2 separate regions of the Mus musculus genome follow, and region 1 is linked to region 2. The links are chromatin loops, found by intact Hi-C in ENCODE. Cell type or tissue: heart. All regions are shown on one strand. Each heading gives the region's core, and the rest is flanking DNA. Links, peaks and the distances in the headings are about the cores only. Region 1 holds the start of Rbbp7 (retinoblastoma binding protein 7, chromatin remodeling factor). Region 2 holds the start of Txlng (taxilin gamma).

Region 1 (9,753 bases), core at 866-8,865, 71 kb before region 2:
AGATAATTACTTGGAATTCTGTCACACGAAGACAATTCTTCTCATTTGTATTACTTCTCTGCCATTCCCTTCTACAGCTTTTCCAAAGAGCATAGCGTTATGTTTCTGCTTTCAGAAGGGCAATGTGTCCACTGGAGGAAATGTGAAAAATAGGTCAATGTATATGAAGGAGAAAATAAGCATCATTCTGGGCTACAGATGGAGCTCAGTGGTAAATAGAGTTCTTGCTTAGCCACTTCTTCTTTGCCACTGCCTGGCAAAATTTTTAAACTTTAAGAGGTAAGAGAGATAGGCTGGGCGGTGGTGGCGCACACCTTTAATCCCAGCACTTGGGAGGCAGAGGCAGGTGGATCTCTGAGTTCGAAGCCAGCCTGGTCTACAGAGTGAGCTCCAGGACAGTCAGAGCTACACAGAGAAACCCTGTCTGGAAAAACCATAAAAAAAAAAAGATAAAATTTTTATGTATTAGTCAGGGTTCTCTAGAGTTACATAACTTATGTATAGTCTTTATATAGTAAGGGAATTTGCTATGATGATGACTTACAACTCCCCAGCAATGGGCAGCTGTGAATGGCAAGTCCAAGAATCTAGTAGTTGCTCAGACCCACGAAGCTAGTTGTTTCAGCTGCTCTTCTGTAGAAGTAGGTTGCCAGCAGGTGTGCTGGCAAGTAAGTGCAAGCAGGTGAAGAAGATCGAATCTTCCTTCTTCCAATGTCTTTATGTCCAGGAGAAGGTATGGCTCAGATTAAAGATGTGTTCCACCATGCTTGGACCTAGGACTTGCTTTAATCCCAGGCTGACCTTGAACTCAGAGATCTCCTTGCCTCAAACTCTTGGGATTCAAGGCATATACTACCTTGCCTGAACCTAAGCTTTTTTTTTTTAAAGATTTATTTATTATTATATATAAGTACACTGTAGCTATCTTCAGACACACCAGAAGAGGGAGTCAGGTCTTGTTACGGATGGTTGTGAGCCACCATGTGGTTGCTGGGATTTGAACTCTGGACCTTCGGAAGAGCAGTCGGGTGCTCTTACCTGCTGAGCCATCTCACCAGCCCCGAACCTAAGCTTTTCATAGCCATTATACCTCAAGATCTCCATTCCAAGAAGACCAGGTCAGGAACTTGTGTCTTCCAGCCTCAAGATCTGGATCACAGGTGAGCTCTCCAATTCTGGATTGTAGTTCATTTCAGATAGAGTCAAGCTGACAACCAGGAATAGCCACTACAATGTGCATGGGTGCTTTGCCTACATGTATTTGTATGTGCAGCACAAGCATGCCTGGTGTTTTTTGGAGGCCAGATTCCCTGGAGCTGGAGCTACAGACAGTTTTGAGCCACACCTTATGGCGCTGGGAATCAAACCTGGGTCCTCGGAAAGAACAGCTTAACGCTTGAGCCGACTTTGAACCCAATGAAAACAATTTAGCTTGAATTAAAATAGGTGTTCTTTTGGTTTTGTGATTTGTAGAGTTTTCGGCAAAGGAGCTTTGCTCCTTTGTTGTATTGTTCCTCAGGGCTGGAGCTACCACTCGGAGCCTTTGACATGCTAAGTAATCGCTCCCCTGCAGCCTTAGAGCCCCAGAAAAACAAGCAATTACCAACAGAACAAAGAGTGGGATCCCAGGACTTCCTCTTCTTCTCTGGCTCAAATTCCTACAGCAAAGTTTGGCACACAGTAGGGATTCCAAAGTCATTTCTGCATGCCTGATACTTAGGCCCTCAGCTAGTGTGACAGTGTTTCTGATAAACATAAAATCACTTCTGCTATTGTTGCTCTTTCATGTTTCCAGGAAGCACTTCATCCTAACATACATGTTGTTTTGATGGAAGATTGATTAAATTCAAATCTCAAGTCGTATCTATCCTCAAGTGCTATTACTGTTTACTGTAGCAAACCAAAAACAAACAAACAACCCTGCACCCCCCCAAAAAAAAAACCCCAAACCCTTCTGCTCGCTCTGCTTCTCCTTCTTCATCTGGTAAGCTCTCATCCGGGAGCTAGGCTCTAACGGAACCAAGTTCTCAAATTTATGATCCTGTGTAGAGCACAAGCACGAGCCAACATTTGTCAGGTGGGGAGAAACAAAAGAAACAGCTAAACTGGATAGAGAAAAACAATTCCCCGTGGAGACACATTAGGCCTTGTTGCTGTTTTATAAAGGGTAATCAGGGACAGCGAAAGGTTCAAAACCTATGGGAATGTCTTTCATACTTCAACTTCTGACTCAATGACTCAACGCAGTGGCACAATCAATGTAGAAGGTGAGCTGCCTTTTTAAAACATGAAATAAAATACCAGAGTGCATCACAATACCAAAGATCAGCACTTGTTTCCCGTCATTTGTTTCGGTTTATATACGCATGGACCAGTCTACAAAATTTACTGTCAGTCAAGCTTAAAGAAAATGGGACTGAACGCTATGGCAACTTTGAGTACCGAGAACTGGTACCTAAACACTCGTAGTGTTTGTGGTAGGCACTCGTGCACAAACGTGCACCCAGAGGCCTTGGTGTCTTTCTCTATTGTTCTTCACATTTTTTTTAAGGCAGGGACTCTCACCAAACTGAAGCTTGCTGTTTCAGCTAGGCTGGCTTGCTGGCTAGGGAGCTCCCAGGATTTATCTGTCACTGCAGTCCCCCACCCCGCATTGTTGTGACACGGCAAGTGAAGACACGTCCTGAGCCTGCTGAGTGCCGGGGACTAAAACTCAAAGTCCTCTCGCACAGCAAACACTCTTATCCACTGAGGCATCTTCAAAGATCCGTAAACAGGACCTGTCTTAGTTAACAAAACCCACGTCTCACGCCTAAAACGAGTTGTACTTTCTTTCCACTAGGACTTAACCTACAGAGGAAAAACAAGGAAATAACCACAGAAAAAGCGCCAAGGAAGACCAAGAGCACGGCTAAGAGCCTGGGGAGACAGGCAAAACAAAACCGAACAGTTAAGCAACTCAAAACAGAAGACTGGTGTTAGATTTTTATGGGGGGAAAAAAACACACAAAAATAGATTAGTACCAATGTATTCAATTTAACAAAAACAGTAAAAAAAAACAGTTCCAGCAGGAAGTGGTGATGGACACTTGTAATTGCAGCATCTGGGGGACAATGAATTCAGGAATTCAAGGCTAACCTTGGCTACAAAGTAAGTTTGTGGACAACCTATCCTAAAAAAGAGGCCAAAAAAAAAAAAAAAACAAATTCCAAAGTTAATGAAACATGGTTTCTATGAACCTTTCAGATTAAGTGTACAATAGCATGTGAATAATCTCAAAATTCCTGAAATGTCTGTCCCTCCAAGCTTTCTTCTCAACGTCTTGAAGGTAAACTAAAGAGTATAAAGAATTTAGTTGGGCAGTGGTGGCGCACGCCTTTAATCCCAGCACATTGGGAGGCAGAGGCAGGCAAATTTCTGAGTTCGAGGCCAGCCTGGTCTACAGAGTGAGTTCCAGGACAGCCAGGGCTACATAGAGAAGCCCTGTCTTGGAACAGCCCCCCCCCCCCCAAATAAAAGAATTTAGTTAGCTGGGAAACTCAGGTGAAGCACATTTGCCTACCATGTGCAAGGCCCTGGATTAGATATCCAGGACTGACTAACACACACACACACACACACACACACACACACACACACACACTCGTCCTCTACTCGACCCCCCCCCCACCTCTGTGTGTACACAGTTTAAACTAAATTCATATTGTCTGGGAAGAGTTACTTGTTTTTTGTGACAAGGTTCCTAGGCATTCCAGGCTGGCTTTTGAACAAAGATCCTCCTACCTACCTACCTCCAGTTTCCACGGACTGGGATTACACACCAGGTTCGCTCAGTCCTTTAAACGTTTATTTTAGAAATCATAACTACTCATCAAAATGAGCAAATTATATTACTGACAGGAAATCACCTCTCAAGTCTTCTCTGAGTACACATAGTTCCTGCTGAAGCAGAGCTGTAGGACACAATTATTCTAGAACAAGGTGGACAAGCTCCAGTCCTTTAAATCTCGCCCACCAAGGGGCTTTTGCATGGCCCTGAAGCAAAGCATGATTTTTTTCATTTCCAAGTGATTGAAAAAAAAAACACAGAGAGAGAATATTTTGTGACCTGTGAAAAGTACACAGAGTTCAGATTTCAGTGTCTATAGTTTTGCTGGAAGATGGCCAGGCTTATCCATATTTTCTATGGCTGTTGTGTTACAACACCGAAGGCTGCCTGACCCCTGTCAAAAAAAAAAAGTTTGACCACCAGTGTTCTAGAACTCGGAGGACCCATGCTACTCCACTCTTCTAACCGCCCCCCTCCCGCCTCCAGCCACCTCTTCAGCGTTAGTCACCAGCAAGATTCTTGGAGCTGACATGGAGGGAGGGCGTTATAATAATGAATTGTACCACATGGGAAAACAAGAGACCCAAGACAGTAAATTTCTATATAAGGGAACGTGACTGTTTCTGTCACATACTAGAGTAACGTCTGAGTTGGTTTCTCGATCAGAAAAGAGAGCATCCTCGAGGCCTCTGCATGGTTGCGTTTAAGCATGAAGGCACTTGGAAAGCTATCAAGGGAACAAATGTTCCGGGGGTGTTTCTGCAAGGAGAGCCTCTGAGTTTAGATGTAGACTGTGGTTCCCTTTAAGCGTAGGCGCCTGGGCCCCTCTGCTCTGGCCCTCTTTTTCTCCCTGGGATCATGTGGCTTTCTCTTCACCCCCCCCCCCAAGGCTAAAAAGCTTCAGAGAAATGCAGAGCTCAGGTATGCAGGCCTAGATTAGCCCAGCCCAGCTCTCTCCAGTTCAGCAGCCAGCTGCAGGGTCAAAATGGGACCCCTTCAGGTGACAAGAATGACTCAGCAGGGGCCTAGGCAGGAACTGAGATAGGGAAGCAGTGGCAGGCACAAAATCCCCTGCAGCAGCAGGAAGCTAAAGAACCAGTAGGTTAAGGACGCACAAAGGTGAACATACAAAAAGTCATTTAAGTCAACTTTCGACGAGGGGCGGATTGAAGGCCTGCGCCATCGCAGGCCTTAAATAAAGGTCTGCCCAGCTTCTGGGAGAAAAAAGAAAAACCCGCCCAAGGTCTCTCCTAAAGGTCCCTTTCGCTTATGACAAATGTCACCAGAGCTCGACTGGGCCCTCGATACAGTTGAATGGGGGAGCCTTTGAGGGGTGCAGAAAACTGCGTGGCCGTGATTATCTGGGAGACTTTGCGGGCAGTGTAATCTCTCGAGACCAGGAAACCATTTTCCTCACTGGCTCTGAGATTTTGCTTTGCTAAGGCGGCTGCAGCTTCCCTGCCCCCCTCGCACACCCCCGCCGCCGCCGCCGCCGCCGCGGCTGCTGCTTTAAGCAACCACGCCCCGCGGGCCCCAGGCTTCTTGGCCCTGGGGCTCGCAGCCCCCGCGCAGCCTGCACACCGCGCTCGCATCCGCCCCACCCCCGCGCGGGCCCAGCCGCCCCCGCGGCCAGCCTGGGGAGTGACGCCTCGCGCCTGCGCCTCGCCGACTTCCTGCCGCGGAACGCCCCACCCACTCTCGAGAAGCCCACCCCCGGAGAGCGCGTCAGACCCTCCCGTCGCACGCTATTGGTCCAAGCCGCCGAGCCGTTGGCTCCCAGGCCCGCCTCTTCTCCGCCTCTCCAATTTCCCAGGGCGGCTGCGCCTGCGCTCAGCTGCCTGGGCGGGCTGAGAGGCGCGGGTTGAAAAGTCTCGTTCCAAGTTTGGCGAGAGGGAGAGAGAGGAGAGCGGCTCAGACCTCGCTACCCGCCAGCGGGGAGGAGGCAGAAGAGGAGATCGCGGCGTCTGGGGGGAGAACCCAGACGGCCAGACCGAACTCAGGCTTTTCCGAGCGAGGACTGCGTGACGTGCCTGGGAGAGGCAAGGAGCGCCTGCCGGGCTGCTCTTGACTAGCGAGAGAGAAGTCCGAGGCGGCCAAGGGGGGCGAAACGACCCGACGCAAGATGGCGAGTAAAGAGAGTAAGGATGCCTGCCCTGTGGGGCGGGCGGGCGTGCGGGCGCCGGGACTCCGGGGGGCTGGCGGGCTCCCGAGGCCTCGGCACGCGCTGACGAAAGGCGCGAATTGGCGTGAGGAGCAGGGGGCGGGGCTGGGCGCGAGACTCGCCGCGCGCCTGCAAGGGGGCCTGCGCGACACGGGGCCTGGTCGCCGCCGAGGGCCGGGAGCATTTCCGGAGCCGGGCGCGGGGGCCGAGAGAGAGGCCCCCCTTCCCCCACCCCCACCCCCACCCCGCGGCCTAGCTCCCTCCGACGCCCTTGGCTCGGGGGCGCAGGCGCTCGCGGCCCGAGAAGTCAGCGGCGGGCGCGGATTCTTCCGTGCGCGTGGTCGTCGTCCGTCTGGGGTCGCGGCCCGTGTCCGTGTCGGGAGGGGGGGGAGGAGCTGGATCCCGCCGGACTATGGCTGCCGATCGTGGCTTGGTGGGGAGCTGGGGCCTCCTGCGAGGGTGGGGGGTGGAGGGAGCAGGCCTGTGGGCTGCTGCTGTTCCACGTGGATTGGATCTATTCGAGTGGGTCGGGGCACCGGTTTACAATGCGGATCATCGTAGAACAGGTGCGAGCGGCTATAAAAAGGCTGACGAGCTCGGTGGTAGGGCAATTAATGACCCAATTCGGGTAAGCGCCGGAATCCCGATCTTGGAAGTGGAGGCGAAAACGCTTCCTGATGTTGATCTTCTCACTTTGTGGGAGAGCAGTTCGTGTGAGCAGGATAGGTAAAAGGAAAGAATAGATAAGGTGTGGCCGTCTCGAGGTGACCTCCAGGATCCGTAGCCATGCCTTTGACTCCGAGCCTTCTCAGCCACTTAATTGTGGGCTTTCTCCAAATTTCAGTGTTTGAAGATACTGTGGAGGAGCGTGTCATCAACGAAGAGTATAAAATCTGGAAGAAGAATACACCGTTTCTGTATGACCTGGTTATGACCCATGCTCTTCAGTGGCCCAGTCTTACCGTTCAGTGGCTTCCTGAAGTGACTAAGTAAGGGTTTCTGCCAACTTCTATTTTGTGTAGATTTAAGTACCATGTTAAATTTCTAGGTATTGTTAATGTTATTTTACACACAGAACATAAATACCTAATTGGTTAGGCCGAGGGTGAGGCGGCAAGTGGTTGTTCAAAACTTAAGATGGTTTCTATCGTAGAGGTGTGTTGAGAGGAGAGAATATTGTGTAATACTGTGTATAGGAAACGATGACTATTTTGCCATTCCATGACCAACATCTCTGGACTCTAGATCAATACATTATTTTCAAACTTAATAGGAAAGATTACATACATAACAAATTAAAAGCTATTATGGCTTGATGCATTAAGTGATTTTCTTGAATATTTGTAAGATTTGGCATAATTACTGATATTTATGGAGCACTTAGAATAATAGAACCTGACACATCTGAAGAGTTTAAGCCTCATAACAGAACTACTGTTGCGATTCAGAGATTTACCAGTGAGGAAAGGGGATGAGAATTTTAAGCACGGTGCTCAAGCGCTCACTACTGGCGATCTCATAGCTTACAAACTAGGGCTCAACCAACCAAAACCGGTTGGCTCCAGAATCAAGGCACTTCCTTCACTAGACTACCTTTAGGTAGGCATGTACCTTTTTTTTGTAATTTTTTTAAAAGATTTATTTATTTTTATTATATGTAAGTACACTGTAGCTGTCTTCAAACACTCCAGAAGAGGGAATCAGATCTCATTACGGACGGTTGTGAGCCACCATGTGGTTGCTGGGATTTGAACTTCAGACCTTTGGAAGAGCAGTCGGGTGCTCTTACCAAGTGAGCCATCTCACCAGCCTGGCATGTACTTTTTCTATAGGAATATGGGCACATACCTTAAAAGTATATTGATTTTTTTTTTTTGTCTTTTTTTTGTATAGTGAGCCTATAATTAGGGTCAAATGAAACTAATATACAAGGAAGAATTTGTGACCAGTGGTAAAAAGAAGCTAGTTTTAAAATCACTTGAAAGGGCTAGGTTCCATATATGAATATTGACCTTCCAGATGTGGGCTTGCTGTCTCAAAATCTCATGTTTTTTATTTGCAGGTTTTTTTATGTTAAAATTCCATTTTAAAAATCTAAATGTCCAGTGAGAAGAGTCTTGAATTGCTACATAATGGGGGCTTATAGGCATTGATTTTAATTTTTTCAGCACTGGAGGTGGTTCAAACCCAGGGCCTCAGCATAGTAGGCATGTGCTCTGTGGCTAAGGTGTTTTGAACAGATTCTAAAATAGACTGAGGGTTGGCAAGGTGGCTTCGCATGGTAAGGCACTTGCTTCCAAGCCTAAGAACATGAATTCAGTCTCCAGAACTAGAAAGCATTGACTCCTGCAAGTTGTCTTTTGATCTACACATGTACACTGTTGTAGACATGCATATCCACACACAATAAATAAATAAGTAAATAGAATAAAAATAGAATGAGCTGGGTGTGATGGCACATGGGTATAATTCTAAGTTATAGGCCTGCCTGAGGTATACTCATAAGACCATGGATTTTTGTTTTTGTTTTTTTAAGATTTATTTATATGAGTACACTGTAGCTGTCTTTAGACACACACCAGAAGGCGGCATTAGATCCCATTACAGATGGTGTGAGCCACCATGTGGTTGCTGGGGGATTGAACTCAGGACCTTTGAAAGAGCAGCCAGTGCTCTTAACCACTGAGCCATCTCCAGCCCCAAGACCATATTCCCCCCCCCTCTTTTTTGAGACATTGTTTTTTCTGTAGCCTTGGCTGCCCTGGAAATAAACAAATACACATACACACACACAGACACCAGGTTGTCCACTAGCTCACAAAGATCCACCTGCCTCCCAAGTGCTAGTATTAAAGATGTACCCTACCACCACCTAGCAAGACTGTGTTTCTCAGGAAGACAAAAAAATCCAAAGGGCAAAGGAATAAGTTAAGTGGTTAAGAGCACTAGCTGCTCTTACAAAGTACTTGGGTTTCTGATTCCCAGCGCCCAGCTGGTATGTCAGCCTTCTGTAATCCAGGTCCTAAGAGATGATGCTCTTCTCTCACTTACACAGGCCTGAGGCAGAGAAAACACTGCTATACTTCAAATCTTGAAAAAAATTAAAGAATAACAACAAAAACATCAACCTATCTATTAACAAGGGTATTCAGGTTCTTTGGAATTTTGCTGCATTTGTCTTTTTGTTTTTCTGTTAATTAACAATTATGAACAGTTTGGTTTTTTTTTTTTTAACCTTTTTACTTAACTGAAGCATGATAGAGGCTTTTTTGAATTTTTTAAAAGACTTATTTTTATTTACATTTAAAAATTTTTTTTTGGTTTTTCCGAGACAGGGTTTCTCTGTATAGCCCTGGCTGTCCTGGAACTCACTATGTAGACCAGGCTGGCCTAGAACTCAAGAGATCCACCTGTCTCTGTCTCTGCTGGGATTAAAGGCGTGTGTCACCACTGCCTAGCTTTATTTACTTTATGCATATGAGTACACTGTTGCTGTCTTCAGACACACCAGAAGAGGGCATCTGATCCCAATACAGATGGCTGTGAGCCACCATGTGGTTGCTGGGAATTGAACACAGCAGTCAGTGATCTTAACCACTGAGCCATATCACCAGCCCAAGAGTGGGAACTTGGATGTCAGAGACTTAGGTTTTGCCAGTATTGCCTTTGCTTATTAGCTTTGTGTGCAGGTTGTACACTCTTGTCTTTTTTAGTTATTTCATTTACAGATACCTGAAGATGTTAGTAGTACTGTCTTACATG
Region 2 (9,753 bases), core at 808-8,807:
TTAGTAATCGTTACATATGTTTCAAGACTTTTATTTTTAATTATCTGTATGTGTGAGGGTATGTGCAGATACCCATAGAGGCCAGAGGCATTAAGAGTTCCCTGAAGCTGAAGTTGTCGGCCAGGTGATATGGGTGCTAGGAATTGAACTCTGGTCCTCTAAAAGAGCTTAATGGCTGAGACATCTTTCCAAGGTCTGTCCAAATAGTTTTATTCAATGATGATAAATCATCTTTTAACATTCCCACTGGGTAGTGGTGGCCCAGGCCTTTAATCCCAGCACTTGGGAGGCAAGAGGCAGGCCTCTAAGTTCAAGGCCAGCCTGGTCTCCAGAATGAGTTCCAGGACAGCCAGAGCTACACAGAGAAACCCTGTCTGGAAAAACCAAAACACTCCCAAGCAGAACTTTAGTTAAAAACAAAAACAGAGACATTTAAGACTAAACTAGGGAGACAGTTAAATGACCAATTTGGCAGACACTCTGGACTACATAGTGAAACTGTCTGCTAATAAACACATACATACAGTGGCAACTTGACATGATATGATGGCACATGCCTGTAATCCCTGCATTCAGAAGGCTAAGGTGGAAGAATGAGAATTTTGAGCCCAGCCTGGACTACATGGTGAAATACGATCTCAAAAAACAACATACCACAGGCTGGCAAAAATAGCTCAGAGGGTAAAGGCACTCGCTGCCAACCTGAGTTTGATCTATAGGGACACATATGGTAAATGTTGTTTTCTGACCACCATACACATGTCATGACTGGCACAGACACAGACAGACAGATACAGATACACACACACACACACACACACAAATATCAGCGAAGTAAGAAAAAAAAATCAGTTGGTGCCAGCAATGGGAAGGATGACTAGTTGGAGCATAGGCTACCCTAGACACATGTTATATACTTGCCAAAATTCATACATTATATAACAAACCCTGTAAGCCATGGGTTTAGTCAGTAATAATGTATCTGTCCTGTCTAAACAACTATAACAAATTGTAACACATTACTGCAACATGTAAATAAGGGGAAGGGGTATTTGTAAACAGGAAGAGGAGAACTCTGTACTTTATGCTTATAACTAGTTTGGTTGGTTGGTTGGTTTAGTTTTTCAAGACAGAGTTTTTCTTGTGTAGCAGCCCTGGCTATCCTAGAACTCACTTTGTAGACTAGGCAGGCCTTGAACTCAGAGATCTGCCTGCCTTCTTGAAGTTAGGCTAGTATAATTGAAAAAGAAAGTTTAAAACTTTACTTAACTTTAACAAATTGAAGCTGGGCCTAATGGTACAAACCTGTAATCCCCACCACCCAATCCCTAGTATTAAAAAATAGGCAAATTAGATCGCTACATGTGGTTAGTGCCTATAATACCAGCAGTTTTAAGGCAATTTCTCAAATGACACCTAAAAATATACTGCAATATTACCTTTAGAAGAGAAAAGTCACCTCAAGAGCCTGTTCAAGTGAATATAGTTATGAAACCATGCTATAATTAACTGAGGAGGTCAAGAGTGACTAGGCACTTAAGCCCAGGAGTTCAAGGCCAGCCAGATGAACAAAGCAAGATTCTTTCTCTTTTTAAAAAAGTGGGTGTAGTATTTTTACTTGCATAGCACTTGGGAGGCCAGACCAAACTCTGCCTCAGAAAAATAAAAATGACCAGGCAGATGATTTGAACCAGGGACCAAGAGAGCCCATCTCCACATTTCTTCACTTCAAGTCCTATGATATAAATAATAACAAGAAATCACGTTTCTCAATTCCTCCAATACTCTAAAAACAACTGAAATTGTTTAACATCATTTCTGCTTCCTGAAAAACAAAAATATAGAGGTTAAGTTAGAAAAAGGAGCATTTTCTTAGGTTCCTCACCTAGAATCAATAAACTGAAGATCATGAATGAGCAACTAAAAATTAATGTTTACTGACACAAGATGTTCACCCAATTTTGAACTGATGATTCAAAATGTAATGTTAGCTTCTATTCCATTTTATAGTAAGATAGAAACCAAGAGTCCCAAAAGAGCATGAGCAAAGAAATACAAAGGTAGTAAAAATAAAAGACATACAAGACTATTCATATACAGCCATTAACCAAAGCTCTGAACTCTGAGAGTCTTAGCCTCATAGGTTAAAATACTAGTTAATTAAACCTTACTTCCTAATTCAGTGACTTTCTGTCCTTATTCCAGTGGCATAAAAGGGAACTTATGTCCTCAATTGCAGTGGCTTTTTATCATCAGAGGTTTCCCCTGGGGAACCTATGAAATCAAACACTGAGTTTGGCTCCCCACCCTCAGGGAATAAATGTCCAAAGTGACAGTGCTGAATCCCTAAAGAACTGTTGGGCCACAACTTTTCCAGTGTCCCAAGCAGTAGGTCCCTCTTTTATGAGACAGAATAGAACATGAAAATACCGGACCTTAGAAATAAAGCACCCCAGGCCAGAGTGGTGGCTCACTGCTGTAATCTCAGCACTCAGGAAACAAAGGCAAGAGGAAAATGGTACTTTCAAGACAAGCCTGGGCTACATAGTCAAATGAGGCCAGCCTGCTACAGGGTAACCGATTTCACAAAAAAAAAAAAAAAAAAGTGAGGGAAAAAAGGAACAGGCCCCAAAAAGCCAATTCTTGACACTGCTCAAATGTAAACCAGACCTTTGTTCTCCCTTTTGAAGTTCATGAATCGCATTAGAAAAATATTATTTCGTAACTTCATACAGGAGTGGCTTTTAAGATTAGTCAAATACATAATTAAGTAATATTAAATAGCTCTCAGTGGTCAAGCAGGGTGTCCAACAAGTCAAGCGGTTTCAGTATGTTCTCCTGCAAGGCAAAGGGATGGAATTTACACTTTTTCAATACCATACACCCCAGTTCTTGGTTCCTGGGCCTGAAAGCCCTGTACCCTACTCGTTGTGCAATCATTGTCAAAACTCCACCCACTGAGCTCCAGAACAAGTGGATTTCTCCCATTCTGAAAGAGATCTCGATTTTCTTGTATCCAGGGAGACACTGAAAACTCCTTGACGTGAGTCAAGTAAGGCAAGGGGAAACAAACAGTCCAGCTCTTCTCCTAGATTAAGAAAGACCAAAACCGAAGCCCAGGAGGAAACTCAAGTTTCCACTTATCAAATTAAAAAGAAAGAAAAGAAACAGAGGGTAGTGGCAGGAAGCCGGAGACAGCTATCAGAAGATGATGCTGGTTCCCCAGCATCACCACCTCATCCCCAGCCTCACACTCAAGGCAGGTCCATGATGCCCAGAGACCAAGCCCCGTTGTGGATCCCGGGAGCCCCGCGGCGTCCCCCGCGTAGCCACCCGCGCAGTGTCGCGGGGGACCGCGGGGGGGCAAGGGGAAGGGGGGAAGGGGCGAAAGGCAGCCCCGGCTTCTGCGCTGTTATCTTACTGCGCAACAGCCTCAGCTCTGAGGCCGGGGAGCACCCCGCAGCGCGCGCCCTACGCACCTGCCCAACACGGAGAGGGCTACCCCGTACCCCGATAAGCCCCCACCCCCACCCCGTCACCTCCTTGGGCAGCGGAGTCCCAGTGCCCGGTGACCACACAGGCTGAAGACTCAACACCCGGGGCAGCACCCGCCGCACGTGGCTGTCACACCTGGAGCGCCCCTGCCTAGCACCCCTTCACCCTCTCAGACCGGGGTCCACCATGTCCTCCCTCAGCCCCCTACTAGGCGTAGTGTCCCCAAGTCCCAACCACCGTCCCTTCTCACCAGATCCATTTCAGTCACAACCACCCCGCACCTGCTCCCCAACTATCGTCACTCTTCTGAAGGAAAAGGGGGAACGGGCCGGATGTTCGTCCCGTAGCTAAAGGTAAAGGGGTAAGTGAAGAGGTGAACCCCAAAAAGGGTAACCCAATCATCCCCGCGACCCAACCACAACGAAGGCGTCCCCTCCACTGACCTTCTGCGGGGGGCTACGTCGCCGTCCGCCCCGTCCGCCCTCACTAGCCTCCTCAGTACCGCCGCCTCTTCCTCGCGTTACCTCCTCAAGCCGAGTCGCCATGAGGTGACGGCAGCAGCCAAACAAGCGGCTGGACCAGGGGCACGGAACCTCTCAGGGGCTTCAGCCCCGCCCCCTTTACACCCCAACCAATCGTAGCGTGAGAGTCTTCTCACGTGACCGGAGGAGGTTGGCTCCTGAGGAAAGGCAGTTTGTTGGGGGTGGGGAGCGTAAAATTTTGGGCTGGGCTTCTGTTAGGGCCGAAGGGCAGACAGAGGCCGCTGGAGTCTGCGCGGACCGGGAAAGGGAGTAGACTACGAGTCCCAGAAGAATGTGCGGCCCCGGCGTCCAGCCATGAATCCGGATAGGAGCGTCCTGGGGGAAGAGTACCCGCTGTGCTGAGTGTGCAGCCTTCTGGGGCTTGTAGTCTCTGAGCGGCAATGTCGCGGTACCGGAAAGTAGTCGTTATTAACCTACAAGAAAAGTTTTAAAATCTTCCAGAGTTTGAGAAGGAATAGAATCAGAGACACTTCTTTGTGGTTTTGCTTTTTTTGCTCTTCTTCATAATTGTGCAAGTATAATTTGAGAATAAGAGACTCTTTTAACTTCGCTATTTTCGAGGTGGGAGATGCAGTCTCAGAATTTGGAACATTGGACACTTGCCCAGAGTACAGCCTCTCTACCAGAGTTCTCCCCAAGGTTTAACTGTCCAGAGTTCCTTTGGGCTGGAAGCCTATTCACCTTTGCCCAACTGATCTGGCTTCAAGTACAGTTCTCCATGTTAGTTCAAGATTAATTCGTATTTAAAATGTCTTGCTTTTTGCACCATATGTTTTGCTAATTAAAAATATCACGAACTCTGTTTACTAAAACAGTTATTTTTTTCTTGATATGTTAGAGAAGGTCACTCAGAAATATCCCCTGTTTTCTATTTAATGGAACCAGATCCTTAGTGGCCTAGTGTCTAGAAGTCACTGACCATCACAAAATCCGGAATTGAAATAATTCACTATGAAAATCTGTACAAATATACTTTCCTACAGTTGAACACAAAACAGTGATACCAGGAGCCAAAACTTAAATAACTTGAGGGACTGAAAATTTCAAATGAGCAAATTCTTAGGAGAAAATAGGGTTGGTTTTGTTATTAATGTTGTTTGGGGGTTTTATTGTTATTTTTTTTTTTTGTGGTGCTCATTATCAAACCACGGATCTCATACATACAACACCTGCACTCAACCACTGAACTACACTCCAGCTCAGTTCAGTTGAAGAAATTCTTTTTTTTTTTTTTTTTTTTTTTTTTTTTTGGTTTTTTTGAGACAGGGTTTCTCTGTGTAGCTCTGACTGTCCTGGAAGTCACTCTGTAGACCAGGCTGGCCTTGAACTCAGAAATCCACCTGCCTCTACCTCCCAAATGCTGGGATTAAAGGCGTGTGCAACCACACCCAGCCATGCTGAAAAAAAATTTTTAAGATTTTATTTATTTATTTATTTATTTACTTATTATATATGATGAGTACCCTGTAGCTGTCTTCTTTTTAAAATTTATTTATAATAACAAATATGTACACTGTAGCTGTCTTCAGACACACCAGAAGGACATCAGATCTTATTACAGATGGTTGTGAGCTACCATGTAGTTGCTAGGAATTGAAATCTGGATATCTGGAAGAGCAGTCAGTGCTCTCCAGCCCAAAGTTTTGGGGGTTTTTTTGGACTTAGAAAGAAAATCTCATTTACAGTTCATACGTTTATAACAGATGTCAGAAAATTACTCCTTAACCTGCTGTGGTGTTGCAACCTTTGGAGACCCCCATGCAGGAGACAGAGACAGGTGCATCTCTGTGAGTTTGAGGCTAGTCTGGCCTACTTAATGAGTTTCAGGCCCAGCCAGTATTACATAACCCCGTCTCAAAAAAAAAAAAAAAAAAAAAAAGGAAAGAAAGAAAAGAAAAGAAGCCTGGCACTGGTGTATAACAGGACAGCTGGACTACATAGAAAAACCCTATTTCAAAAAAACAAAAGGGAAAAAAAGGGAGAAAGAAAAGAAAATTGCTCCTCAATATGTTAATTTTTTCAGGAGATTTGAGAGTATAGTTACTTCTGATTGTTTAGTATGCCAACTAGGCATGCCTGTAATCCCAGCTTTGGGGGAGTCAAAATTACAACTAGAAAAGAGAATCTTGGCTACATAGTTACAAGGCCAGGCAGAGTAGTGCGGTCAAGCCAGCCTGGTCTACAAAGTGAGTTCCAGGACAGCCAGGGCTATACAGAGAAACCCTGTCTGGAAAAACAAACAAACAAAAAAAGGCTAGTCTTGCTTAATATCTACATACCAAGTTCCAGGCCAACCAGAGCTATCACAGTGAGACCCTGTCTCTCTCTCACACACACACCTCAAGAAAGAATGCACTGTAGCACAAATGATAAAGTAACTTGAGAAGGGGGGTAGGGCGGGGGATACACTGTAGCACAAATGATAAAAGTACTTGAAACCTGGGCTCAAACAAAGAATAAACTGTAGCAACAATGATAATGTAACTTATAAAACTATACAAAAGATAGCTTTTGCCAGGTCACACACACACACACACACCCTTCATGAATCAAACCAATTTGTTTTGATTTTTTGTTTGTTTGTTTGAGACAGGGGTTTCTTTACATAGCTCTGACTGTCTCGGAACTCCCTAGACCAGGCTAACCTAGACCTCACAAAGATCTGCCTTTCTCTGCAACCTAAGTGCTGAGATTGAAGGCATTTGCCACTTGGCTCCTTTTCTATTTCTGAAAGTATAATTTGATTACAAAATGCTTCCCTTCCCTTCCCTTCCCTTCCTTCAAACCTTCCCAACCACCCCACATTGCCCTCCAGCCACTGCTAGCTAATGTATTCTATTGAGAGCTCAGATTCCAGGCCTAACAGATTCAAGTCTTTGTTTCTGAGTCTTAAAGGGGCACTCCATACAGTCTTCGGTGATTGTTTTCACCTTTGTTCCAGGAAGTATCTGTTTAAAGCACAGTGCTTGTAAATTTGCTTGACAATAGAGTAAAGGCCGTGCAAACCACAGCTCCCAGCAAGCCGGAATTCTCTAGGGCTCACAGAGGGCTGGAGCTCTGACCTTGGTAAGTGGTCTGTTTATTCAAAGGACCTTATTTATTATTTGCATTGTTTTTCATTGGGGGAAGGAGCTGAAGAGGTGGCTTCCCAGTTAAGAGTGCTTGGGGCTCTTGCAGAGGACTGCAGTTAGGTTCCTAGCACCTGCGCCATGCAGCTCACAATTACCTGTAACTAAAATTTCAGGGCATCTCACACCTTCTTTTTTTTTTTTTTTTTTTTTTTTGGTTTTTCTAGACAGGGTTTCTCTGTATAGCCCTGGCTGTCCTGGAACTCACTTTGTAGACCAGGCTGGCCTTGAACTCAGAAATCCGCCTGCCTCTGCCTCCCAAGTGCTGAGATTAAAGGCGTGCGCCAGCATGCCGGGCTCATCACCCACCTTCTTATCGCCTCCTAGGGCATCTGCATGCATGTGCACATGCTAACTACAGGCACATACACACACAAGTACATATAAGAAAGTTTTAATCGTGATAAAAATAAATCTTGAATTTTTCTTTTCTTTTTTTCTCCAGTGATGAGGACAGAACCCAGAGGGACTTCTGCATGCCATCAAGGGCTCAACGACTGAGCCACGTTCCAGGCCCATTCAGAACCTTATTAGTCTTGGACATGTGGCACAAAACTGCTCCTGTGCCTATGAAGCCCAGTTCTGAGCTTTCATATGTTCTAGCCATCATTTTTGCGAATCAGGAAGCGTTCTAGACAGACTCATCACTACTGCAGAGGGAGAATTCTGCTGCTGCTGCATTAGGTATCTAGGACGTGGACACCCTCAGAACTCATAGCTGGAGGCAAGACTATTAAGATATTTAAACTGTGATATTCTTCTTCCCTTGGTTTTGTTTAAAATTTTAACTTTTGAGGCTATTTTTGAATACATAGCATCTCACTCTAGAGTCCAGGCTAGCTTGAACTGGCAACAATACTTCTACCTCCCCCTCCCAAGTGCTATGAGTATAGCTATGAGCCACACCACACCTCCATTCCTACCATTTATTTTGTCTTTCATTCTTCTTTTCTTTTCTTTCTTTCTTTCTTTCTTTCTTTCTTTCTTTCTTCCTTCCTTCCTTCCTTCCTTCCTTCCTTCCTTTCTTTCTTTCTTTCTTTCTTTCTTTCTTTCTTTCTTTCTTTCTTTCTTTCTTTCTTAAGATGGATCTTCCTTTGTAGTCCTAGCTGGCTAGCCTGTCCATGTAAACCAGGCTGGCTTCAAACTCATAGAGACCAACTTGCTTCTGCCTCCCAAACACTGTTTTTAAAGGCATGCACTTCCATATTCAGCTAGTTTTAAACTTCTCATCAAATTGCATCAGGCTGTGTGGGTTTGATGAGAGAGAGAGAGAGAGAGAGAGAGAGATATTTGTATTCTGTGATACACATTGATAATAAGGAACCATTTTTGTTCATTTTGGTTTTGTTTACTTTATATGTCAGATCTGAGAGCTTGGGTAATTGATATCTGCCCAGAGAAAAAGGGTAACTTGGATTTCCCCTCCAGGAAGCCCAAATCCCAGGCAGTGTCCTAGGTGCTCATGTTACAAATTTTGGACTTCTGTGATAGTGAGGGCAAGGATGGGGCATGGGATATATGTATCCTCGATACCTACAAAATGCCAGGCATAGAGAAAGCTCTCAACACGTACTTGCTGAGAAAAAAGGGGGAGGATAAGATCCCTTGTACTCAGGCATGGTGATTCATGACTTTAATACTGGTACTCTGGAGGCAGAAGCAAGAGCATTGCCCAAAATTTGAGGACAGTCTGGTCTTCAAAGTAAGACTCTGTCTCAAAGAAGAGGAGGAGAAGGAGGAGGAACTGAGGAGATGGCTCGGTTGATAAAGTGCTTGCTAGGCGCCAGGCATAGTGGCACAGGCCTTTAATCTTGGGAGGCAGAGGCAGGCGGATTTCTGAGTTCCAGGCCAGCCTGATCTACAAAGTGAGTTCCAGGACAGCCAGGGCTATACAGCGAAACCCTGTCTCGGAAAAAAAAAAGTGCTTGGTAGGCAAACACACAAACACAAAGACCCAAGTTTCATCCCCAGCACCCATATGAAGAACTAGGCTTGGGCTGGAGAGATGACTTACCCACTAAAACCATTTGCTATTGTTGTAGAGGAATTGTGTTGGGCTTCCAGCTCACAATCATCCATAACTCCAGTTCCAGGGGACCTGATGCTCTCTCCTGAGTGGCACCAGCCACTCATGTGGTATACATACACACAGGCAAAACACTCCTGTATATATAATCTAAATGTAAATAAAGCAAGCCAGGCTTTACAGCACATGCCAGTAAATGAGGGATAGAGGAAGAGATTGGTGAATCCTGGAGCTTGCTGGCTAAGCAGCCCAGCCTAGCCTTATCAATGACTTCCAGGTTCTAGTGAGAGATCCTAACTCAAACAACAAGATGAAGATGCCTGAAGAGGAATGGCATTCCAAAGCTGTCCTCTGGTCTACAAACACATACACACATGTACACACCCCTCACACATATGGGAAGGAGAGATCCCCTAAATCAGTAAAATTCAATGGTAATATATTCTCTAAATCGTTCAGATGAGGGCCAGAAAGGGTTCCTCAAGTCCCTTTCTTTGGACTTCTTGGATTGTTTTGGGCAATGATGTTCCTCTCTATCACTGGGAGGAGCCCAGGCAGCCTG

Evidence for each region. Peaks named below come from ENCODE experiments on the same cell type or tissue, not always from the same donor. Only the 100,000 strongest peaks of a DNase experiment are listed, where the experiment ranks them.
Region 1: it touches region 2 in a loop (2.6-fold over the local background); 2 of 42 quality-filtered maps call a loop at or near these places.

Annotation. Positions count from the first base shown.
Region 1 is chrX:162,754,740-162,764,492 of GRCm38, forward strand. Rbbp7 (retinoblastoma binding protein 7, chromatin remodeling factor) reads left to right here and starts at 5,633. Exons shown (of 12, transcript NM_009031.3): 1 at 5,633-5,968; 2 at 6,836-6,980. The coding sequence starts at 5,953. In heart, for the core only: no CTCF peak of the experiment used is centred there; DNase peaks (open chromatin) are centred at 4,832 and 5,542; H3K4me3 peaks cover 3,392 bases; H3K27ac peaks cover 3,717 bases.
Region 2 is chrX:162,825,301-162,835,053 of GRCm38, forward strand. Txlng (taxilin gamma) reads right to left here and starts at 4,154. Exons shown (of 10, transcript NM_178935.5): 1 at 3,939-4,154. The coding sequence starts at 4,040. In heart, for the core only: no CTCF peak of the experiment used is centred there; a DNase peak (open chromatin) is centred at 4,211; H3K4me3 peaks cover 1,829 bases; H3K27ac peaks cover 1,443 bases.